Linked DNA regions of Mus musculus: regions 1, 2, 3 and 5 are each linked to region 4. The links are chromatin loops, found by intact Hi-C in ENCODE. Cell type or tissue: left cerebral cortex. All regions are shown on one strand.

The links. A loop is a pair of places that touch in the nucleus more often than their neighbours do. Peaks named below come from ENCODE experiments on the same cell type or tissue, not always from the same donor. Only the 100,000 strongest peaks of a DNase experiment are listed, where the experiment ranks them.
Region 1: it touches region 4 in a loop (2.6-fold over the local background); 6 of 42 quality-filtered maps call a loop at or near these places.
Region 2: it touches region 4 in a loop (2.8-fold over the local background); 5 of 42 quality-filtered maps call a loop at or near these places.
Region 3: a loop joins it to region 4, with 5 times the contacts of the local background. A loop is called at or near these places in 12 of 42 quality-filtered maps.
Region 5: a loop joins it to region 4, with 6 times the contacts of the local background. A loop is called at or near these places in 6 of 42 quality-filtered maps.

The regions. Positions count from the first base shown.
Region 1 is chr2:146,719,665-146,724,664 of GRCm38, reverse strand. All of the region lies in intron 1 of Gm34689 (a long non-coding RNA gene), which reads right to left. Among named protein-coding and RNA genes, the nearest start is that of Gm34689, 12 kb to the right of the region's middle. In left cerebral cortex, no CTCF peak of the experiment used is centred here; a DNase peak (open chromatin) is centred at 1,921.
Region 2 is chr2:146,631,229-146,636,228 of GRCm38, reverse strand. No RefSeq gene overlaps it. Among named protein-coding and RNA genes, the nearest start is that of Gm52577, 58 kb to the right of the region's middle. In left cerebral cortex, a CTCF peak has its summit at 2,386 (motif pointing left); a DNase peak (open chromatin) is centred at 2,403.
Region 3 is chr2:147,083,328-147,088,327 of GRCm38, reverse strand. It overlaps Nkx2-4 (NK2 homeobox 4), which reads left to right and starts at 2,983. Exons shown (of 2, transcript NM_023504.1): 1 at 2,983-3,433; 2 at 3,839-4,452. The coding sequence starts at 2,983. The coding sequence ends at 4,452. It overlaps Gm34889 (a long non-coding RNA gene), which reads right to left and starts at 2,789. Exons shown (of 4, transcript XR_001783500.2): 1 at 2,706-2,789. In left cerebral cortex, no CTCF peak of the experiment used is centred here; DNase peaks (open chromatin) are centred at 2,192 and 4,737.
Region 4 is chr2:146,832,012-146,837,011 of GRCm38, reverse strand. Gm14114 (a long non-coding RNA gene) reads left to right here. Exons shown (of 4, transcript XR_375064.4): 3 at 1-1,132. It overlaps Gm34978 (a long non-coding RNA gene), which reads right to left and starts at 3,172. Exons shown (of 3, transcript XR_003953940.1): 1 at 1,666-3,172; 2 at 1-642. In left cerebral cortex, no CTCF peak of the experiment used is centred here; DNase peaks (open chromatin) are centred at 251, 1,959, 2,140 and 2,714; H3K4me3 peaks cover 1,240 bases; H3K27ac peaks cover 260 bases.
Region 5 is chr2:147,364,854-147,369,853 of GRCm38, reverse strand. Pax1 (paired box 1) reads right to left here and starts at 4,860. Exons shown (of 5, transcript NM_008780.2): 1 at 4,548-4,860; 2 at 3,492-4,121; 3 at 1,835-1,977; 4 at 1,259-1,475. The coding sequence starts at 4,806. In left cerebral cortex, no CTCF peak of the experiment used is centred here; no DNase peak of the experiment used is centred here.

The DNA.
Region 1 (5,000 bases), 110 kb after region 4:
ATGTGTCTGGCTGGCTTCTATTAGCATTTAAATCTGCGTCCATTACATCAGTCTCTTAAAAATAAACACAAACATTTATGCGAGTGACAACTCGAGTTAGCCTTCGTCAGTCTTAAATAATGTCACTCAACTCGGCATTTGGACCCAAGCCTGTGAATCATGAGGTGTATTTTTGCCTACAGTCTGATAATTTTCAAAGCTATTGGCAACCTGGGAATTTTCCTTCCTTATCACCAGGGCTCAGCTAACTTCACTAAGACTAATCAGGCCGGGAATCATTCATTCAAGGATTGCATGATCATGTTTTTCTTTAGCTGTGACAGCTGCCTCAGCCACATTAGCAATGCAGATTAGCCAGCCTAATAGGTTAATGCAGAACACGCGAAAATTAGGTTTAATCCCCAGTGAAATAATCTAACATTTTCACATTTCTTGATGTTGGGATAGAGACATTGCTTGTGACTCAATTAGGTGTAATGTAGATCAAAGCAAATTTACCTTCTGGCTGAACCTTCCCGGAGTTTTGACAGAAGAATACAGCCAGGGCCCTTTGCTAATTGGTGAATAGCTGTCAGAAAAATATTGCATTAGGAACATGTAGGTTGTGAGCAGAACTCTTTAGGCCTACCTAAGACAGACAATTGATATATTTTGCAGATCATTGCATCTATCACTTTAGCATCCTGGTCAAGTTATAGCTCAAAATAGAGGCAAATGCTTTGTGTGCCAACCCATCCATCCTTTGAGTGAAGCCTCCCTCCCTCCCTTTCTCCCTCCCTCCCTCCACACCTTCTTCATGTCCCGTTCAGGAGTATCACAATTGTGTTCTGAATGGGCCTTCATTGTGCGGGAAACAGAAAGAGAACAAGAGGGTGTCTAATGTTTTCATTCTGGCGAATAGCGTATCAAACACACATCTCTTTCAATCATAAAAAGAAGGACACAAAAATTACATGCCCTCAGTTGCCAAATTATTTTTTTGCCTTGACATCTTAATTCTTAATCCTTGTGTGTGGTCAAATCAGTCTACTATAGGCAACCAATCAAGCAATTATTTCTAAATTATATTTGCCCAACTCACATTGATTGGCCATTCTTTTCTTATTGGGTTAGCTCATTAATTCTGAGCAGCTCGCTTATTATGCCTTCCACATCATTTTCCTTCCGAGCCTATCTGCTCCAACCAGCCTGCTGATGTTTCAAGATGCCATGGGGGGGGGGCGACCAGCGATCTACGCATTGTCTCCTCTAGCAATTACAATTCACATTGCTGATTAACTTTGATGTGAAAACTAATGAGATAAGACAAGTTATCAAGGCGGGCCTGATCGTCATTCCATTTATACAGCATTTGCCACCGGTGAATGACAAAACCTAATGAAGACGTATCTGACAGCAGGCTGAGCCAAGACAGGTTTGGTACTGTCAGCCAGAGCTCTGCCCCCTTCTCATGGTCTATCTGAGACATGCTGGAATTAGCTTAATAATGAAAACACTTCATCTAAATGGACACATGTTTACATTAAAATAACTACATGATAAATAGATGGTGGAGATTTTATGCCTTCTTGAGTCTAAACAACAAAGTAAAAATGTGTGCTAGGATTCACTAAATCATTAGGAAAATTCAATTTAAGCTATTGCCCTTGTCCTGGAGCATTTCCCCATTTATGGGTAACAAATGTTGGGTTTTGGAGGGAGGAGAAGGGACTGGATCTGGGAAGAACAGGAATGATTTACTCTGCTAAGATGGTAATAGACAGATAAACAGAAGTACAGAATTGGTGAAGCTAATGAACACTGTCCCCTGGCAATAACTTTGTGGCGAGGCAACCCGCTGTGATGAGAATTCAGGCTGTGCATTTTCATGAGGTCTCTGCTTTTCTGAGCCTCAAAACGGGCAAGCCGCTGGCTCTCGGTCCGCTGTGCAGAGCTCAGAAGCCCGCCACGCCTGCATCTGATTATGTTGCAGATGCAAAGCATTTCTCTAGATACATTTGTATGCATTCCCCCTAACAAATTAACAAGGAAAGGCCTATTACACTGGAAATGTACATTTTCTTTTGATACAATTTTTGGGCTAAGCATTAAATCTTACCAAGAAAGAAAGTTGTCCTTAAATTGATTAAACACAAGGATCATACTTGAGCTTTGCTGAAATTCTTGAGTATTCCTGTGACTAAAGAATACAGAGGCTTTTTTCCTTTGCCTCCAAAAATCATGTAGGTTACACTAGCCTTATGGATACAAAAGGAAATTAAGTGCTGATTTGTTTTTTTAGACATTAGCTTTTTCAATGAATCATGTTATTGTTTTGACTAAATAGTTTTCAAAAATATAAAAGACAAAAATGTCTATTTTCCTAGAAGAAGCATTTCCTCTTACTGTGTACATTTGTATTCTGTTTTGTTTCTTTTCATAATAAGCATCATAGCACATTATTCCATCCAAATAGCATGGTGAAGTTGATATAAAACAGTGAAAATAGATGCTAGTATATCTTGTTTGAAAAAAAAAAAGATGGTGAGGTTTTATTTTGTTTTCTTTAGCTAAATATGATTTAAATATGGTTTAAAATATTTTAAAGTAACTGCCCACAAATAGCACTTCCAGTTATACATTTGGTATTTTTAAAAGGAATACACGAATAATATCAGCATCGACCATAAAGCTAAACCTCTCCTATTCCTGCTGTACTCACCCCCAAGGATCACAGACTGGCACCACAGCAATCACAAAACAAAACGCAGAATTAACACAAATCTACATTTATCTTTGATGCCTTGTTAAAGAATTCTATTGCATTTGATAAGAGTTAACAGAACGTAGCAGTTTAAACATGAAGAGACAAATGGGTACTTCGGTGAGGGATTAGGTTTGGAAGCTCATCTCAGAATCTATGGTAAATCTTACAAATCAGAAGACACTTTTATAAAGTACTTGCTTTAGAGCTAAAAGTACAAGTGGGAAGTTGACCCCCAAGATGGCTTGATGATGAGGTGCCAAGTTTATAAAATTCCCCTGTAATAAAGAGTCTGCAACACTCACTAAACACAGAAGCAATTGTACTAGAAAACGGGTTTCCAATTTTGACTCAAGTGACAAAATTAAACCCATCTGAAGAAAGGCTGTGGAGTTCTTCTTTCGAACCCGCCTCCTTCCCCTCCCCCCTGATACTCCGGTTTCTTTTAGCCCATTTCTCTGTTGAATTCTCTCCTGGTTATGTTTACCACTCAATTCTAATGTTAATTAGAGACATACACATCCGTATTAGTAACCCACGTTTTCATTAGCACAGCCCACCCTGCCAAATGAAAAACCCAGGAGTGTGTCTGCCCGTGAGCCAACAATGCAGAGATGGCTGTATTATTGAACACGCATATCTTACATTCTTTCCTCCCTGGTGTTAATTTTCCCTTTCTATGTACTCTTATTATGTTCTCTCTAACACGGGTGGCGGGTTCCTTTTTAGTCTATTTCTTTAATCTATTTTAATAAATAATTACAGGCAGGCTACAGAATTTATTCATTCCAGAGAGCTACCTTCTTCGCATTTTTTTTTTCCAGAAGCGCAGCTCAAGGAGACATGGTGATAACCAGGGAGGCCTGGAATCTCTTCTACACAATGTCATTATGAGCCCCCATTTAAAATGAAAAATGTACATTATACTTAAAAGCAGTGCAAGGTTAGCGCCTCTTCCCAGGGAATACTTAACAACAAACAGCACTGGTTCCATACTCGGGGAAGGAGACAGAAGTAAATGAAAGGAAGGAAAATTCATACAAAATATTTTAAAGATATACAAGGCCCTCATCAGAGTCCCATACCCTTTGTTTTCTCTATAATAGGGAATCATTTTCATCCACCGGACTGTTTGAAATTTTCATTCCTAAGCCAATTAATTTACTCTTGCTAGTGCGATACTTATGGACTTTTTGTTGGTATTATTAAAACTGAAAGAGAGAGAGAGAGAGATCTTATCCTATTTCTCAGGGTTTTTTTTTTTCCACATGGCATGGAATGAAGAATACTTTCTAATATTTTGATTTAGATCCTCGTGGAATTAAATTCCTTCATCTGCCTTTTTGACCCTCATCCTACAAACAGGTGTGAATAGACTGAGGCTGTAGCCAGCCAAATCTCTCTCTCTATCTCTCTCTCTCAACAATTCCCCCATGGATGTATAATACGCTTGAGTGTCCTTCCACCCATGAACTTCACTTCTTCAGAGTTAAGCTTTACCCTGGTCTTATCTATGCACCAGGGTAGTCAAACAGGGAACTAACTTCAGAGCTTAGCTGCACAGTGGATTTGTAATATTTATCCTCAGTGGAATCGAGAATACATTCCTTTGCTAAGTGCTTGCTTGCTTGCCGGGAATGTGTGGCCAAACAGCTCCCCCAGTATAAATCCTAAAATTTGTTCACTGGGTTCCTGTCACATAAAATATTTTGATAATGAGTGGGGACGGGCTTACTTTCAATATATATATTTCAGTCCTGAGTAATGTTTTATTTAACAGAGTTATAGCACACCTTTTGATTCAGAGCTTAAAATAAATAATATTTGTACATCTGAAACATACTCAAGACAAATGAAAAGCCTCTACACGCTTTTGTGTGGAATGCTGAAGGGCTCTACAAACTTAAAAGGACAACCTCAATTAAGCTCATCTTCATCTGGAAAAAGTGGCAACCGAAAGCTGAATATATTAGATAATACACACTTGCTGAACAGCATTCTCGCAGCTTTAAAAAAAAATTAAAGAGAAAAAGAACAGGAGGAGAAAAGAGGAATAGTCTTGATAACCAGCCCAAAGCTGGCTGAGTGTCGCTGGATGCTAATTTTGTTTGAAACTGTTCAACTAACTCTGAATAGATATCCATATTCAACAAAGACATAATTAATGGCAACGTTTCCTCCAGCCTCAAGACATCATAACAAGCTGCAAAACACAAAAAGATTTTTATGGGAACTAATTTAAGGACAAAGGGTTGAC
Region 2 (5,000 bases), 200 kb after region 4:
TAACTGGGCTACAGGAAGTCTGCAGTAACTGGTCTACCTTTCTAACAGACACTAACAAAGCATTCACCTGTGTTTTCTGAAATGCCCTGGCATGAGAATCACCTGAGAGCTCCTTAGAATAAGTTTGGGGCTGGAGAGATGACGTCTCAGGCAAGTGTGGGTGATTCCAGGACTCTACATAAGGATGGATGAATGGAGAGAACCAACTTCGCTAAGTTGTTCTCTGACCTCCACATGCACACCCGTGATGGTGTACGTGTGCATGCGTGTGTGTGTGTGTGTGTGTGTGTGTGTGTGTGTGTGTGTGTGTGTGTGTACCCATGGCACAGGCCACAGAAGACATCAAGAGAAGAGGAATCCAATCCACGACACCTCTGTAATGATACCCGTTGCTCTGTGCGTAGGAACTAACAGTCTGTGTCAAAAGCTTATTACCTTTAAGTGTTCTTAATACAACAATAATAACAGTAATAACAATAATGGAGTAAAAGGAGACGGTGGAAATCCCAATGCTGAGAGTGACAGACTCTCCTGTACACACTTATCTCAACCGGAGTTAGACATGTCAATCACACCCTGGGAAAATGCTATGAGAAAAAAACATCTCAAATTGATAGGTTATATATACATTCTAACTTGTTTGACAAATTTCATGTGGGTTTGATGCCTCGTATGGATTCAATCCCTGACAAATCCTTCCGCAGTCTTCCTTAAAAACTCCAAGCTAATAAGCCTTGGAAAAATGTGTTGTGTGAGGCTTCTGGGGTCAAAGGAACCATGCCTAATCTTTACAGTCAGGTTTCTGGGGTTTAGAGCAAGCCAGGAAGCAGTCTCTCACTCACAACAGTGCCTTGTGGAAGCCCATTTCTATTGGCTCATTTAAAAACATTGAAATTGTCTGCGCTAAGAGCCAAAAGATGTTGCCCCTCTCTCAACAATCCTTTCCCCCACACCCCACTGTAGATTTAAACCAAAGACTAAAACTACTAAGGACCCAAATTATACTGCCTCCATCTTGTTACCCCCTGGTTAAGCAGCACCTCCTCTCCAGGGTGGGGAACCAAATTTTTCAAAGCTTTCTTTTGTAAATGTGAATAAGAAGACAATGTCGGACTTCAATCATGCCAGTGTGAGGGTGAGAGTAGGGGTGGGAGTGGAAGAGAAACAAGCTCATTAGCCAAGCCATGCTGTCAGTCACTTCTATCTAAGATTCATTTTATTATTTTATTTTATTTTATTTTATTTTTTGCTTGTGAAAATTCAGCCTGAAGCAAACAAATGTGCCATTTTCTTCGGCGGTATGTTACAATTAGACACAATCTTCTTGCCCCATCGAGTATTCTGTAATTCAAGAGCTTTCATTTTATTCCTCCACTAGAAACTTCTTGGGGTTCTCTGGAAATGGAGATCTGAAACCAAAGAGGGTTTCCTTCCTCCGTTTGTGACCCTGACCTTTCAAAGAGGTAGACTGCACTAGAGATGGAGACAGACAAGGTATTTAGACGCATGCATCATTCACTTGGTGCCTGGACACTAACACGCTCATAGTGATTCTGGGGGGCTCTTGTTTTCTGCCTTTGAGCGTTTCCGTCCTTGCCGTATTACACTTCTCCGCCTCTGTCATTAGGTGCATCTGCTCAGACAAGTTTGCTATCGTTTATCTCACTTACTGGCACATGGAGCACACCATTAGTGCCACTGAGGATTACCCCAGCTCCAATGAAGATGCCTTAATAGTTTTGAAGGAAACTCACCCAAATTACAGGGCATGGGGGTAGAGTTCAGCCGTCTATAGACGTGAAGCTCTTCCAGCATTGTGCTGCATTCTCTTTCATTCATTTCCCATAGAGCAGGTTAAACCTCTTGAATTAAGATCTGTGCTCAGATGCCAATGGAAATGGAGTGTGCACAGAAACGGATGTTTACTCGAATGCGTCTACTGCTAAAGTGCTGCTTCTGCCTTCCTCCTTTTTCACGGCCTGTTTCAAGCTCTCAGGAAGGAATCCGGTATTCCAATTATTTCATCGTTTCTCCCAAACCTGTGGTATTTGAGCCTGCTGACAGCTACAAAGACTTTTGTTTTGTTGTTTTGTTTTTAAAATAATAGCTCTGGTTGGTTTTTTAAAATAATACCCGTGGAAGGAAGCTTTAGTTAATTTCAATTAAGAGGTGTTATAGGATACAATTAAGAGATGCTGTGTAATTGCCTTTGATTCTAACGGTAAAAAAGAACTCATACTGCCTTTTAGGTGTCTGCACGCCTCTTTAAGTCGACTATAGCCCAAGGCCACAGTCATTTACTCCTGAATTTGTACCTTGCTGAGGCAGGAAGTGAATTATGGCCAAGAGCCGAACTGCACCCACAGGGTCTCTTCTTCTATCATGCTGTGCTTGTGCGCCCTCTGCTGTCTTATTTAATGATGACGGCTCTGAGAAAGGAGCTCACAGACGCCTAGGTGGACTAAGACAATAAAGGTGGCTAATTTTTTTTTAACTATTTAAACTTTAAGAAGCCAAGATGCTTACCTAGATGGACAAGAATATATATTTTCGGAACCTGTCTCCTTTCCCTACAACCATCTCAAGAACTTAATATCCCCTTTTAAAAGGATACCTGGTACAGTTGTAACATTTATCTTTCAAAAATGGAGGCTCTAGGCAGGCTATTTAGGCATGTGAAAGAGGTCTGTGCACAGGCATGTGTATGTGTGTGTGTGTGTGTGTGTGTGTGTGTGTGCGCGTGCGCGCGTGCAGGTACCCCATTTCTGGCTGTTTTGTTTTATAAACGAGCAGCTGACACTGCCTCCACTTTCCATAAGGTGTTGTGTAAGCTCAGACCTACTATCGCCTCTTCCAGCCAGATGACTGATACTAAGGTGAAACTGAATCGCTCACCTATCTCACATATAGTGCATTAAAATGTTAACTGCCATGTGCATACTAGGACAATGTACCATATGGTGATTCTAAAATGTGCTTGTACCTCCAAAATATGGTTTATTTTTTACATCAACCACTCTGGTAATTGACTACTTCCAGAAGTGTAGACACTATACTCTGGATGGCCAGCAGAAGCCCAAGCCGCTATCATTTTAGGATCCCAACATTCCTGGATACAGAGGGAGAGATGGGGCTGACCTCTCCGTGGATGCTGGAATAAAGCATCACTAGTGTAGATCTGTGCTCCCTTAGTATGGAGATAAAAGGACAACTGTCTTCTTGGATCAGTGCAGAAGAAACATGGCTTGACACCCTTGCAGGGGTGTCAGGGTTGGGACGTGGTACTTCTCTGCTTCTCTGCTGTGACTGCTCACAGTTGGGGGGTCACCAAATCACCTGCACCCCGAAATCATCTTCACAACTGCTTTGCCCACTCATCTCCACTGTTCTACAATTCTGTTCTACAGTTTGCTCTTCTATTCTGAATTAGATTCTTCCTCAGAACCCCAAACTACTCCATCTCAGCCTCTGGATCAGAGATTTCAGTGCTTTCTACAAATACTAAAATCTTCAACAGAGCTTCCAAAGCCCGTGAAGACATACATCTCCCCCACCAACCTCACACCTGCAAGCTCCTCTTGCAACACGTGTTTTACCGTTTATTGAATTTTGAAGTTTATTGAATTTTGAGATAGGATCCAACAATGGTATCTATGCTGTCTGGTGCCAAGCCTGCTGTCTAGAACAGGCTATAATGAGTGTAGGCCTTTGGAGAACTAGTAACAGTAGCCAGCTCTCCTTCAATAACCAACCACAGATTTCATCAGTTTGGTGCATATAACAGGGGGCCATATGATGTAACTAGGAGAACGTGGTAAGGAGAACCTAGACATTATCTCCTTAAGTGTTGAGAACTTCTGAGAGCACCAAAATTCCAGAAAATTCTCTGCTGGATGACGGAGCTCAGGGGCCAATGCTTTCTCACTTTGTTATCATTTGTCAAGATTTTGGGAGTGGATACAGCCAATGGAACAGCAATCTTTCTGGTCCGTAGGACATTGGAAGAGGAGTGTAGTAGCTCAAAGAATGATCAGTGGAAAGGGCCATTTGTTTTAAGCCTTTTAACTAATGTTAACCCATAGGATCTTCACACAAAAGCTTTCTTGGAACGGTTGAAATACTCTCTTATTTGCTTACACTTCTTCTAAGTAGTAGAAACATTAAAAAAAATGCTCATAATTTCAAATCAGGTTGAACTGTAGATCTAGGTTCTGTGAGATTGTGTGTTCTTTTTTGTTTGTTTGTTTGTTTTGTTCTGTTCTGTTCTGTTTTCGAGTCAGGGTTTCTCTATGTAGCCCTGGCTGTCCTGAAACTCACTCTGTAGACCAGGCTGGCCTCGAACTCAGAAATCCGCCTGCCTCTGCCTCCTAAGTGCTGGGATTAAAGGCATGGGCCACCAAGCCTGGCAAAAAAACAAACAAACAAAACAAACAAACAAACAAAAACCAAAAACAAAACAAAACAAAAAAACTTGATTTCTAAGGAAGGTTTCCAGCTCCACTTCTCTTTCTTGATATTGCAAAACAGGAGCTGGATACGAAGCCCAACCCACTGAGAACCACAGCCCAGTTATGAGTTTACCCTTTGCAACTTAACAGGACAAACCCACAGATTACCCTCAGTCCCTTTAACCGGACCCTCCGCAGATTGGTCATACCAGCTTTGTCTTGCAAACGGATCCCACAGCTTTCCAATCCTAAGCCTTTCTTCTGCCAGTCCCACTTCCCAGACAGTGCATCTGAATGAGCGTGCAGAGATGTGTGCTGGCCTGAAGGGTCTTAAGCAAGTGACTGTCCTGCTGTCCCCACACAAGATCCTTCCTTTGGCTTCCCCACAAATGCCTCGACTGCCTTCTGTTGTTCTGCACAGTGACTTCTATTCTTATGGGAGGTCACCTTCAAGGTTAGGGTGGCCACATGCCACCCACACCCCAGTTGCCTCTAACTTAAGGCTGTCCTCATTGTCTTGGTAATTGTTTGCTTTGCTAGGAGGGAGAAGAG
Region 3 (5,000 bases), 250 kb before region 4:
TGCTGTCCCCTGTATGTAAAGTAGTATTGTGCTTCAAGACGTGGAGCCAATCCTAGCAGAATACAATGTCAAGTGTTGTGAGGAGAGGAAATGGGAAAGGAGACTAGATTAAGAGAAGGAGAACCATCTCTTTTCACTACTGTATTCTCTTTAAGAGTTTCTTTCTTTCCTTTCTTTCTGCTAAGTGCTAAGAAAAGGGGAGGAAATAACAAGAAAGCATTCCTGAGAAATACATTTTCGTGACATATAGTCAATAGAATTTAACTATCACTAACTATAAATTTCCATTCACAGTTTGGGCAGAGAATAATTGGATGAAATGAGTTTGATGGAAATCTTCAACAGAGTATCAAACTATTTTGTCATTAGTTTGATATACTAATGTTTACATCCTCCAGAGTCTATTATCAAGCTCACGTGCACACATCCAAATAGCAACTATATTTTAAAGGTATGAAATTTCTAGGGTAAGACACAAATAACTGATAAAAGAAAATGTGGGGGATTTTAAGAATTTTTTTTTTCTTCCAGAACATTTCATGTCCAGGAAAAGAATTCTACTTGGCCTATGATGTTCCTAAACAGTCAGAAAGTGAATTTCATTAGAAATTCTGTTTTGTTTTATGTTTTCATTTTATAGTGGGAAACCTCCAGATCTGCGTGCATTGATAAACTGAACAAAATATAGTATAAGCACTTATAAAATTGCCACACTGGAGTTTTACAAATAAAATGTCACAAGATAAATATATAACTTGAAAATAAAAAATTAATCTGAAAAAGACCTCTAACCAAGTTTTCTGGCTTGGCTAGCTCATCAGCATGAAGTTTATGATAACTGCTTCATGTTTGAAATGTGTCTAAGCTTGAAAAAAATAATGGTTTGCAAGAGGCTTTCATATTCACAGATATTATGGCAACTATATTTACTTACCTTATCTTTGTTTAAAGTTTAAGATTACATTTTGTTGTTTTTAAGCTAGTAAGTAGTAAGGAATACAATTTAAGGTAAAAAAAAAAAGTTTAAAACCCACATTGTAAAAGGATCCCAGCATTTGAGTGCCCTCCCCCCCTAAAGGTTTCTTTGTGTATCATTAGTTCAAGAAATATAAGTAGGCAGTTCCAGCATAAGTGACCTAGCTCAAGTGTCCCAAGTCCAGGAAAGACCTGTAAAAGTAGCATTGTGTCAGAATGTAGCAACACTAATCTTGTTAAGACAGTAACTGATGTCTATAAACAACTGCTAGGACCTGGCATTTTGTCCCACAGTATGTGTTTTAAAATATTAACCACTATTCTGGTTGTCATTTTCTTTCCATGAGTGACCATATGGTCTTTTTTTCTCCCTACAACAGGCAGATTCTTTGCAAAAGGACACTGAAATGAACACAGATGTTGACTAAAATAATAAGACAAAACCATCAAGGGCATTCACACCACAGGGCTGAAACCAAGAAAAAGAGAATGTGGAGCAGTTCAGATCTCCACGGCATGTGAGTCCAGGTTAAACTTTGGTGGTCACGCCTTTGTTTTTAGATACAATAAAATCTTGCATAAGAAACACTTTTCTTTCTTCTACTCCAGTTTTGAGGAAAACTTTTAAAATGTGTCTTTGTTTCCCTGCTCATCCCCATGTTTTCCAATTTTACTGGTACCTGCACACTTCTTTGTCTTTTGTCTTGCACTTACTGTAAGTTCATAAAGTATAAGTTCTTTGTTATGCAGGAACATTTGTATACCAAGAAACGAATTTTTTTTTTTAAAAAATCAGCTTATGGGTTTGAATTTTTTCAAGAGAGCTGTCGTTTTAACCTGCTTTCTGCATCCACATCAACGTTGATACTTTTTAAACAGGTTATTTTCCCAACACCACCAAAAAGATCCATTACAAACAAGTAGACATACTTGAATTCTCTCTCTCTCTCTTTCTCTCTCTCTCTCTCTCTCCCTCCCTCCCTCCATCTTTCCCTCCCTCCCCCTCCCTTCCCTCTTTTTCTCTTTCCCTCATTCTCTCATATCAGGATAGTGACAGAAGAATAAACCCTAAGTCAGATTCTGGGGATGAGGACAAAGAAAATATAGCGGTAATGAAGGTGCAAATTAAATATGAAACTTTTTTAGCAAATACACTTCATCTTGTTCAGTTTCTACCCTGAGAGTAGGAGCACCATACTTACAAGTCAGCATCTCTCTCTCTGCGTGCTGTACCTCTTCTTTGGATTTGTATACTTTGAGCTAATTTGGAAGTGTCCGTTAGGTTGCCTACAAAATGACGCTTTAAAGGATCTAACGATGCATAAATTAGAGAGCCCTACAATGGCAGAGGACGGTCATTGTACCTCTCCTCTTTATGTGCTCTTATGGTGGGACCCAAGAGCCCCCTTTATTTTTAACACTTTAGATGATGGAGCCAGTGAGGGGCTGATAGCTAGAAAGGAAGAGAGCCCTGAAAAGCATCCCCCTCCCAAACTTAACAGCTGTTTGTCCTCCCCCCCCCACACACACACCCACCCCTCGACGTTCTACTGAACTTTGCCACAAAGTCACTTTAGGAAAACTCACAGTCTGCATGAAACAAGCGTGGCTCTTTCAGTGGCCTCTGAGTTTTTATTTCTCTAGGGCTAAAGGTAACCCGGATAGAAGCGCGAAGGATGGAGCTAGAAAGGGGGGCAATCTTTTCCAGAAACACCCAACTGGCCCTTTACCTTTTTTTGCCTCCGTTATCTGGAAGGGGGGTGAGAGAAAAAGATGTCAATGACCATTGTTTGCTCGTTGGGGATGTTGCTCCGCCCCCCGAGTCTGTCGTAAACCTGGCACTGGACTAAAATAAACCCGAGATCCCGCAGCTCGGGGGCTCGCCGCGCCGCGGACAGCTCTCCACTGGCGCTGCCGCCGGGCCGAAGTGGCGGCGGCGGCGACGAGCGGCCGCCGCGTCCCGCCCGCGCCCGCCCCGGGCCCCCCTACCTGGCCGTCCGCCGAGCCATGTCGTTGAGCCCCAAGCACACGACGCCCTTCTCCGTTTCCGACATCCTGAGCCCCATCGAGGAGACCTACAAGAAGTTCGGCGGCGTCATGGACGGTGCGCCGCCCGGCCTGGGGGCGCCCCTGGGGGCCGCTGCCTACCGCGCGCCACCGAGCGGCCCCTCCTCGCAGGCGGCGGCCGTGGCGGCGGGCATGCAGCCGCCCCACGCCATGGCCGGACACAACGCGGCGGCGGCAGCAGCGGCGGCAGCGGCGGCGGCCGCGGCGGCCGCCACCTACCACATGCCTCCCGGCGTCTCGCAGTTCCCGCACAGCGCCATGGGCAGCTACTGCAACGGCGGCCTGGGCAACATGGGTGAGCTGCCCGCCTACACGGACGGCATGCGGGGCGGCGCGGCGGCCGCGGCCACCGGCTGGTACGGCGCCAACACGGACCCGCGCTACTCGTCAAGTGAGCGGGGCCAGACGCGCGGGACTGAGGGCGGGCTGGCGGCGCGGGCTTTTCCCGCCACAGCCGGGGCGCGAGGGTGCTGGCGTCCTGGTCAGCGGCGCCCGAGGGTCGACGCGCGGGGGGTCCTGGCACGCGGCCTCGGGCTCGCGAGGGGTTCTGGGGCCAGGCTGGGGACGCGCGGGGCGGCCCGGGACTCGCGGGGTTTCTCGGGAACCTCCTGGGGCGCACGGGGGTCACCGGGCCCCCGGGTGCGCGGAGGGAGTGGGGCTCGGGCCGCGGCGCTCGTGGGACGCCGCGACCCAGTCGGGGGCCCCGTGCCGTCACTTAAAACGAGCGGGGCGTCGGCGGGAACGGTTCTCGCAGGCCCGGGGCTCACCGGCCGTCCTTCTTGGGCCCCCTCCCCAGTCTCCAGGTTCATGGGGCCGTCGGCGGGCGTGAACGTGGCCGGCATGGGTTCGCTGACCGGCATCGCGGACGCCGCCAAGTCGCTGGCACCGCTGCACGCGGCCGCGCCGCGAAGGAAGCGCCGAGTGCTCTTCTCGCAAGCGCAGGTCTACGAGCTGGAGCGGCGCTTCAAGCAGCAGAAGTACCTGTCGGCGCCCGAGCGCGAGCACCTGGCCAGCATGATCCACCTGACGCCCACGCAGGTCAAGATCTGGTTCCAGAACCATCGCTACAAGATGAAGAGGCAGGCCAAGGACAAGGCGGCGCAGCAGCTGCAACAGGAGGGCGGCCTGGGCCCCCCGCCGCCTCCGCCGCCGCCGTCGCCGCGCCGCGTGGCGGTACCGGTGCTGGTGAAGGACGGCAAGCCGTGCCAGAACGGCGCGGGCACCCCGACGCCTGGCCAGGGAGGCCAGCAGCCGCAAGCCCCGACGCCCGCGCCAGAGCTCGAGGAGCTGTCGCCCAGCCCGCCCGCTCTGCATGGTCCCGGGGGCGGCTTAGCGGCCCTGGACGCGGCCACCGGGGACTACGGCGGAGGCGTGCTCGGCGCCAACCTGCTCTATGGCAGAACGTGGTGATGAGCCCCGAGGGTCTGCCTGCGACTCGCAGGATCCGCCAAGAAACTGCAAGAACGGATGGGGGAAATGTACAGATGCTGACCCTTTAGTGCATGGAGATAAGAACGAATGAGTCACGGAGAGGGTCAGGCTGCTCTGAACCTCTTTACTGGGGGTGGGAGAAGGCAACAGCCCCGGACCGAATAATGTGACACCACACTCTGAGGTGGTGATTTCCCTTCTTTCAGAAGTTCCTAAGTTATGCGGAAGAACTGACTGACGGAATACGCATTCACCACGTTCCTAACCAAAGCTCTCAAGAGTTTTAGAAGTCGGAAACTTTGTTGGTGTTTGTATCTCTATAAATCAACCAGCTTTTCACGATGAATCCTTGAAGTGGAATTTATTTTGGGAGATTAATTTGCAAAGCCCCTCCCCTAAGTGCAATTTCGTTAATGCTTGATTGAAAGTAAATTGAATTGTAGCCCAAAGTGGATCATATACACAGCAACGTGATTGCTGAGGAATAACTGCCATTTGGGTAAAATAGAGAAATGGAATAAAAAGAA
Region 4 (5,000 bases):
CATTTAGGCCAAGATCGGGTATAATGGGAAACACCATCAGCAGACAATTACCCTTTCAGAGGATTCACTTCTCCTCACAGACACTGTTATTTGAGAAATAGGATCATTTGATTTCATATTGCACTAAATAACACCCAGCCGGTTCAAATTGCCAGCTTCTTAAAAACCGCCCATTGGAATAAATTGCAGCGGCCTCTTTTGCTTTTCTGGCCAATACTGTGGGTACCGGGCAGAACTTGCAAAAATAACTATAAAGCCAACTCTGAGCAGTCTCCATCGTGTTTCCCTCTCCCAACTTTGACAGGGCTCAATCACTTGACTTTGGAATTAAAATGCACAGCTTTGGTCGCCCCAGGAAGCGCTTCGAACCACAGGTGCATAAGCATTCATCAGAGAAAGACAGTGCGGGGCAGAAGACATAGAGTTCTCTGTCCAGCTAGGTCGCCTTGAAGAGTTAGTGTGCTCGAGGACTGCTACAGGTCTGGGCTTCACTAGCGGTGTCTCGCCCTTCCGGTCCCAGGTCTCTCCTCCTCAGAGCCTTGTCACTACCGCCACCGCCAGCAAAACTTCACGCTCTCCAGCAAGGCTTTTTCTTCTCTAGCGGCTAGAGCCAGTCTGGGATCCACGACCCCAAGGGTCCACCTAGACAGCCAAAGGAGAAAGCTGCATTGGGGCATCAGGCCCTAGTGGAATGGGAAGGAGGAGAAGACTAGAAGCGAGCAGAGAACATTAGTTCACTGAACACGCACCACCATAGACATTTTAGAAAAAAAAAATTTAAGCCCTCTGAAGTTGACCGTTTTGCTCTGGTTTAATTGACGCTGTTCAACTGAGTGACAATTGTTCTGCGGATGGGGCCATCCATCCCCACCCCCGCACTCAAAAAAAAAAATAGTCTTTGCTTCTTGGTTCCTTCATGCCAAGGGGCAAAGTGTGTTTAAGACAGTTTTGGCAAACATGTCCTTTGGAGCTTTGCTTTGTTAGATTTGTGTTTATGTACTTCGGGGAAGGTGGATTAGATTCTTCCTCTCCAAGATAAACTGAAGGCGGGATCCTGGTGCCTTTCCCTGGCGCACCCCCATTGCTGGCAGGAGCAAGAAGGAATCTTTTGGTGGGCCAGTTATACTAGGAGGTTAGTGACCTACTGGGGAGCTTTCCCCTTTTGGTGGGTCTGGGAGGAGCAAGGGAGAAGGGAGCTATGGGTCTGGGCCTTTTGGTAAGGTTCCAAGAGCCTCAAATTCCTCTGTATTGGGCTGGCGCTTGGGGCAGAGTCGGTGGAGTCTGGGAAGACATGGGCTGTCCAGCTACTATGGGTTGTTGGGGAAGCAGAGGATTTCACTGGGCATTTGGCCTCGTTCTGAGAACCCTTAGCCTCCGAGCTCCATAGGACAGCTTTTCTTCCTCATCAATAAAAGTCTATCCAAGAGCCCCAGTGTACCACCACCCCCCACCCCCAATACAAATCTGGGCTGTGAGCCTTGGATGCTGTCCTCTGGAACTGAGGAGAAAAACGTAGGACTCGACTTCCCAAACCTCCAGATCTGGCCTTGCGTATCCGGATCCAGGGCAAGTCTGGGACTGACCTCTGCATCCCTCTGGCGCCAGCTCCAGGCGGTCCTTAACACTAAGGCGATCGTGCAGTCCCTGGCGCCGCACTTAGCTCACCTCGAGAGCCTCCAGGCGGGTCATCCTCAATTGGAGTGCCCCCTTTCAACTCCCCACCTCTTCCGGGTGGACTGCAGACCCCCCCCCGCACCCCTCTTTCTGCCAAGTGCTAAGGCCACAAGGGCAGCTTTTCTAAGAGGTTGGAACCAAGCGGTTAAATTCCGCGGTTCAGGAAAAGCGGTCTTAAGGCGATCCAAAGTTCACTGCCTGTGCAAACCGAACCTCAGAGTTTCTGGTTGAAGAGCCGTGCGCCCTAGCAACGGACTTGGGGCCGCTGCAGAGGCTGCTGAGTAGTAGACTACGCTCCAGGAGCCACCGAGGGGACTCCCCGGAGGATGTGGGAGGACCTTTCCCTTCTCACAAGCCTTGACACTCTTCTCCCCGGCCGGAGTCGGGAGAGTGTAAATTAGGGCGGACCTCCAACATCAGCTGGGGAAGTCATGCCCGCCCGGGCTAGGCCTAGAAGCCTAGGTGGGACAGCTGTTACAGCTCCTGTCGCTTTGGGGAGTGGCTAAGTAGGTCAGCCACTTTGCCCACTATTACCGCCCCCCACGGTCGCTCGCGTGTCAGTGCCGGTCCCCGCGCCACCCTCGCTAGCGCGTTGTCCCTTCAGGTCGCCGCGTTTACCAGCGCGTTTTGTTCCGCAGTTGGATTCCAAGCTGAGGGGCTGTAACCGTGCTCTCCTCCGACGGACGCTAATCAAGTAATTTCCCCATCCCAGTCCCATCAAATTGCTCTTTAGCTGTTGAACCACGGAGTTTTGCTCGTCTTTTCACATGCTAATCACGCCCATTCAACGGCTCTCGGTGGGGCTGTTTGTCGCGGGATAAATCTCCTTGTTTGCCCGCTGCATGATTAATTGATATTGTTGTCTGGCTTTTGTGGGGACCGCCAGGAGCTGAAAGGCGACGCGTTGTGGCTGCGCCGGGGGCCGCTGGAGACATCTTCGGGCTGCGGAGGTCCCCGCAAGGTCGGGCCAGGGCTGATGACATTATGCGCCCGATTTGGTTTTCCTTATTAGAACGATGATGAAAGACTTGGAGACCCCAGTCTTTACAGCTCACCACCCGGGCGCAGAAAGCACACAGCATTTAAGCCACAAGCGCAGACAAAGCCCTGGCATTTGCTCAATTCAGGGAAATGAGTTGGGTGTCCAAACAGGAGACAATTACATCTTCTTTCGGCCCACCCGGGATTTCAGTGGAGCTGAATGTGGAAATACCAAGTAGAGGTTTGGATTTTCAAACAAAGATTTTTTTTAAAAATTGTTTTTTGATTGAGGACGCTAAAGATGAGAAAAACAGTTAAAGAACCAGCAAAGGGAGCCATCGCTGCTGCAAACAGCGGTCCAGCAGACGCCTTGCAAAGGCGCCTAGGCACTGGACACTGCTTGTCAATTTGCAGAAGTGCGCTGTTCTGCTAACCGGCTTGCTAGCCACCACCAAAGTCCGCCCAAATGAGGACTAAGGCCCCAGTCACCCTGCAAATTCCCATTTTATTTAACGGCATCGTTCCCTACTCGATGCTGTATTTTTCTGTAGTGCAACCAAACCTCCAAATTCCTTTGCCCTTCTCCCGCCCCCCCCCCGGCCCCCGCACCCCTCTTCTGCACCCTGGGGTTTTATCCTCCACGGACATCCCTAAAACTAGGAGATTCAATTAAACAATTCCAGTTACGCAGAGCTCCTACGGTCTGCTTATTGCAAATATTTCCTTTTTCGAGTTCTTAAAAGAAAAAAAAAGGCAAAGCAAAGAAAAGAAACTGTCGCCTTCGCTTTCACTGCGCGCGGGGTAATTGATAGGCGCCATCAGAGGTCAGAATTTGCATAAGAATTAAGAGCAGTAAATTAATTTAATATTCCGTGCACATCTCCAATTATTCCTGGAGACCTTTGTCTCCGCGGCTGCCAGAGAGGGGATTCAGCTGCTCTTCAACCAAACAACATCTGTGCGGTTAATAATTTGATAAACAGCTCATACAAATAGTTTCTGAATTATCTGGCTGCCCAATGACTATTCAGTTTGGAAACGTTTTGGCAGGGTCTCCCTGAGTCCTCTGAGGGTCTCGGGCTCCCGCCCTGACATCAGCAGAAGACAATGTGTAAAATAAGTCATTATCATTGAGTAATAATCCTAACCCTTAAAAAAAAAAGCCACAGCCTGGGTGTACAGGGTTAGAGCAGGTCATCTGTTAGAGATTTCGCCTGTGATGAATAAACAGGCTGGGGCTGGGCAGAATGTAGAGCACACTGTGTATAGGAAAGCCTTGGGGTGCTGAGGAGAGTGCAGAGATGTGCAGCTAGACCTCAGAGAAGAGTCTTGTGGAATGATGAACTAGAAGAAAACCAAGGTGTGGGAGAGGAGCCGATGGAGATGAAGTTTTCACTATGTTGCTTCTGTATCTTTCATTTTTCTCTCTACACATGTGTTATTTTAAAACAAATAATGCACACAAAAAGTCACAGGCCCAGAGAGTAGGTAAGCTATGTTGGCCCCTGTGGGCTTTGACTCATTTGTTTCTATGCTCCTCTTGGAACATACCTCCTCCTTTCCACCATGACTCACCCACCAGTGTCCTGAAAACAGCTTCTCACAAAGCTCAGGTGAGAACAAGGCAGATGGAGAGGGCCCCCCAAAAGCTTTAAGTTGGCCCAAATAGAGAACCAGCCATTATAAGATGATGCTGTCCTATCTCAAACGCAGTCCCAATTTAGACACAAACCCCTCACTGTTACTGTCTGTAACACACCGAAGATGTCATGACTGTCATTGTGCTCTTTTATCTTCCTGCCGCCCTCAGCAAAGCCTCTTCCTGACAGAAAGTCTAGAAAGGAACCATTTGATCTTGAATGAGACTCAGACTGCTCTAATTCTTGCAACCTGTGCATTGCAGCTGTTTACAACATATATGCGTTTATCCTGGAATTGTTCTGCAGTGACTTCAATGTAACAGGGGTTCCACAAGAGTCTTTATCTCTGTCTATACATTTCCAGGCGTTTGATGTACACACCTCATACAGTCAGTATTTGACTTTCTATTTCCCACATTGCTCACAATCTAAGCACTTGAAGGCACTGAAAACTACCCAGAAGTTCCGAGGAGTGTGGAGCCAGTAATATGATAGTAATGAGCCCCTGGTAGCACTGAGCTTGAAAGGCAGGCAAACCCTTCAGGCTCTAGGTCTAAACACACAACATTACAATGAATACAATGCTTGCCTGGGCTCAATTGAAGGATTCCGTTTCCAGAAAACAAGTCATCATGTCATTCGAATAGGACAATAGTATTTCTACTAGGCACATCCATTTCTATTTTTAACATTTTCTTCTTGCAT
Region 5 (5,000 bases), 530 kb before region 4:
AGTCTAAGAAAGAGCAGGGCCAAGGTTTAAAAGGAACCGAGAAGAAAAGGAAGGGCAAGACTCAGTGGGGAGTCCAGCTGTGGAAGTCAGGAGTGTCACTGATAGGGTCCAACCCAGGCTCTTGTAGGATTGAAGTGCAGGACTCTCTCCACTATAGAAAGCTACTGTTTCTAGGCTACCCAAATGTGGGCCTGGGGTGTTTTGCAATTAACACATTTTTGCAGTCTACACAAATGTGGGCGTTTTAGACCATTCTTGGCATGGAGAACATGAAGCCAGAACGGGCAACAATTTGACCAAAGATATAAGAACTTCAATGACACCTAAAGTCTTGATTACCAGCCTGACCCTCTTCCTTCTCTCTCAATAGGTTAAAAGGGGCAGTTTAAAGTGAACCGCTCACTCTCTAGGTGCCCTTTCTTTTTTTTTTTTTTTTTTTTCCTTTTTTTTTTCTTTCCATTTTTTATTAGGTATTTAGCTCATTTACATTTCCAATGCTATACCAAAAGTCCCCCATACCCACCCACCCCCACTCCCCTACCCGCCCACTCCCCCTTTTTGGCCCTGGCATTCCCCTGTTCTGGGGCATATAAAGTTTGTGTGTCCAATGGGCCTCTCTTTCCAGTGATGGCCGACTAGGCCATCTTTTGATACATATGCAGCTAGAGTCAAGAGCTCCGGGGTACTGGTTAGTTCATAATGTTGATCCACCTATAGGGTTGCAGATCCCTTTAGCTCCTTGGGTACTTTCTCTAGCTCCTCCATTGGGAGCCCTGTGATCCATCCATTAGCTGACTGTGGGCATCCACTTCTGTGTTTGCTAGGCCCCGGCATAGTCTCACAAGAGACAGCTACATCTGGGTCCTTTCGATAAAATCTTGCTAGTGTATGCAATGGTGTCAGCGTTTGGATGCTGATTATGGGGTGGATCCCTGGATAAGGCAGTCTCTACATGGTCCACCCTTTAATCTCAGCTCCAAACTTTGTCTCTGTAACTCCTTCCAAGGGTGTTTTGTTCCCACTTCTAAGGAGGGGCATAGTGTCCACACTTCAGTCTTCATTTTTCTTGAGTTTCATGTGTTTAGGAAATTGTATCTTATATCTTGATGAATCTACCCCAATCGCCTCGAGTCTCCCTCCCCTACTTTTCCCCCATCCCCCACTCATCACCCCCCCTCCTTTCTTCTGTCTTCCAAGCTCCTCTCCTCAGTTTCTAACCCCTCCAATAACCTGACACCTCCCAAATGGCGCCCCTCACCTTCTCGGTGTTTGAAGGTCATTGCCGCTGCAAGCTCCCCGCCGTGCACCGCCACACCAGCTCCGTGGGGCGTCAGTGGGGGTGCCTGGGCTGGTGGCCAGGGCGGGCCGGGAGATAGGTAGCCGGCTGCTGGAGCGCTGTATACTCCGTGCTGGTTGGAAGCCGGGTAGGCGCAGGCAGGAAGGAAGCCTCCCACTGCGGAGAGGCTGGAAGCCGACTACAGAAAGGAGGAGACAGCGTCAGAAAACCCTCTGGCTTCTCCAGCACAGGCCGCCTTGGCACGAACTCTGTTGTCCTGTCACTTGTCACGATTCTAGGACTCCCTAGCAATCTGATTTTAAAACCTCAGGGTGTTTGTTTGTTTTTAATCGAAAGGCATGTCAATCTTCACTCGAAAGCCAGACTGCTCTTAACTAGGACTGCGGGACTTGAGGACAGCAATAGGCCGCTGGAAGATGCTCTCTGCCCAGACTTCGCAAAGCCTGGCTGGGAGTCGCTGCTGCTCTTTCTCCTCACCCTAACCCTTTCTGTGCCCACCCCCCGCCAAGGTCACCTACTGCCCTGCATTCTGGTTACCTGAGTATATTTAATGTCTGCCTCCAAGGCAGGTTTCTCGAGTCCATTCACTGCTGGCGAGGTGGGGAAGGCCGCACGGTTCACACCCGCCCAGTCTTCCATCTTGGGGGAGTAGGCAGCGCCTTCGCTCCCAGCCAGGGCCCCTGCAGGAACGCAGATGGAGTGGATATCTGTGCATTCGTGAAGACCTCCAGCTCAGACTTTTGTACAGAGCCAATGACCCAACTAGAATCAGCGACCCAACTAGAATCAGCGACCTAACTAGAATCAGCGAGCACTGCCAGACATCCCCTCCCACCCCCCAGAGGCTGCCACAAACTCCAAAGGCCTTTCTTTGGAGGTGGGGGAGGTGGCAGGACCCGGCCTTTCCGAGCAAGGGAGAGAGGGGCCTCCAGTTCATTTCCTCCAACCCTGGCCCGCTTCCTACGAAAAAAGCTTAAGTACCAGCAGGCGAGGCTCAACCGGAGGCAGTTTCTTCACTGCTCAGAAGCAGCAACAAGAAAGATTCAAGTTCAAGGCAACTTCACGAAAATTTTGTAAACCTCTAGATGTCTTTTATTAGCACCCAGAAGGCTAGAAGACCGTTTTGGCCCAGGTCTGCCTCTAGGGACATTCTTGGTCTCTCAAAAGAGACACCAACTCCAAGATCTACGCCAAGATGTCTCAAGCACAGAGCTGTTCCCAGATCAGGTGTGTGCCCCCTGCTGAGGGAAACCTTGAAAGGTGGATGCAGACCTAGTAGCCACTTCCCAACCACCTGCCTTCTGCTGCTCCATGGATAGTTTTGGTTGGTGCTATGTTGGTATAGTGCCACCTAAATGAACAGTGTGCAGAGCCTCGGAGATTGGGCTAAGCGATCCATTTTCCCCAGCTTGTGTGTCCTGGGTCTGCTCAGGTCGGCTCCTGGCAGGGGGCAAAGGCGCCTTAAGGAAGGCAACACTAGCTGCTTGGGAAAGGAGCCAATGCTTCCAGAAAACACCACATATATATCATCCTAGGCAGGGCATCAAAGTTGCCTGAAACTTTCAGTCTTTTTCGTGCAACAGAAATTACCAATATTTGACTGAATTTTAATGACAACCAGAGCACAAGTCCTAGCAACTGCCCCAAAGAGAATGGGGCGTCATTACCTCTATTCTAATGGCAGGACATGAACGGCCTCTGAACCCAACAGAGGTCTAGCCCATACTTTAAAAAAAGAAAAGAAAAAGAAAACACCGACTACAGGGGTTCTTTCTCTTTTACTTGAAACACCTCCTGAGCCCGCATCAGCTCCTGAAGGAACCTGAAAGCTAAAGAAGGGGCTGAGCAAAAATGGCCCAAGCGGTTTGTTTGGCTTAGATTTGGCGATAGGCATTTGCATTCTTTTTGCAAGAATGAAAAAGTGCAATTTCAGGCCTCCGATTTTGTGGTCTGCGCCTGCTCTTCTACTTGAGAAATATTTTCCATAGTTGTCATAAAAAGTTCAAGATGTCCGAAGACTCTCACAGAAGGTTCTGGACCCCCAGCCTGTGTGGCCAGTCGTGAACTTACTTTTGAGCCAAAGTCAGTTCTAGAAGGAGAAGGGCATGCAACACCCTCGCTCATCCTCCCGTCCCAAGTTCTGCCTTTTGTAGAAAATTACCGAAGACATCACGACTAAGACACCACGACTAACCTGTTTGCTCCATAAACGTCCGGATGCCCAGGATGTTGCTGACTGAATGTGCGGAGGGCCATGAACGCGGGATACTGACGTGGCCCGCCGAGCCGGGGACCCCGGGATGAGTGCCCATCTTAGTGCCCGTGGGTGACACTGGGCTGGGGTAGGGGTACTGGTAGATATGATTGTAGGGCAGTGCAGGCTGCGGAGGCGGCTGCTTACTTGCTTCGTATGGCCCTGGCTGCGCCAGGCTGCCAATCTTATTTCGCAGGATGCGACTGATGGAGCTCACAGAGGGCACGTTGTACTTGTCACAAACGCCATCAGCCAGTAGCCGGTCACGGATCTCCCAGGCAAAGATGCCAGGATCCCCCTGTTTGTAGTCCCGGATGTGCTTCACTACATTGGGGGTGGTAACTCGAGGTTTGCTGCCCCCGATGGCCCCGGGCAGGATGGAGCCGGTCTCGTTGTAGCGCGCCAGGATTTTGCTCACGCAGCCATGAGAGACCCGCAGTTGCCTACTGATGTCACAGGGTCGGATACCCAGCTGTGCTAGCTCCACGATTCGTAGGCGGATGGCATTGGGCAGGGGACGGCCGTTGACGAACACGCCACCAAGTTGGTTCACTTCGCCGTACGTCTGCTCTGCAGACGCGCCGGATAGGAGTGAGCAGGCGAGGGAGAAAACACCGGCGGGTTACTCAAGGGTGTCCTTGGGGAACCAATGCACTGCACCCTAGCGCGACTCTGAGATAACCCGCAGGTCCACCCCAGCCTCCGACATCTCAGATCTAAGGACAGAGCCAGCCGGGGACAGGCTGGCACATGTCGGGGTCAGGGACATTGTGCTCTTCAGCCCTTGGTGCCCTTTCGCGACTTTAGTCATACCCTCACCTCCTCCCTGAACTTAAGGGACTGACCCATCGATGGCTGGGAGCAGCAGAGGACGTGGCTCCTGAGGACATAGAACCCTTCTGCCCAGGGAAAGTGGATCAGGAGGAAGGGAGGGAGGCAGAGAGTCTCAACCCAGCTCCGCACCCGCCCGCACCCGGGCTGAAGCTCGCCCCTTACCCATCGCGCGCGGGCCGGCCAGCTGCCTGGCGCCGGAGCGGCGGGGGCTGGGCCCGGCGCAGTCCGGGAGAGCTCGGGCGCCGCCACCGCCGGAGAGGCATAGAGGGAGGGCGCGCGCGAGCCGTGGGCCGCGGCGGCTGGAGACGCGCAGTGAGCCGCTGCCCAGCGCGCCGCCCGCCCCAGGGCCTGCCGCAGCCGCCGCCGCCCGCTCCCAGGACACTCTCCAGGCCCGCGACCCCAGGCCCAAGGTGAACTTCATCCGATTGGGAGAAATTCGTCTGACCGGGAAGCTGCAGGGTGCGAGAATCAATTTGACGTGTCCTCCACGTCAATCTCTACAGTCACGCTGGAGACTCACGAATTGGCAGCTCATTGGTTCCCGTCACCGAGCCTGGCGTCCCCCTCCCCGCCCAGAAACTCTACCCCTCCTCCTAGTTCTTGGCTTCCCCCCTC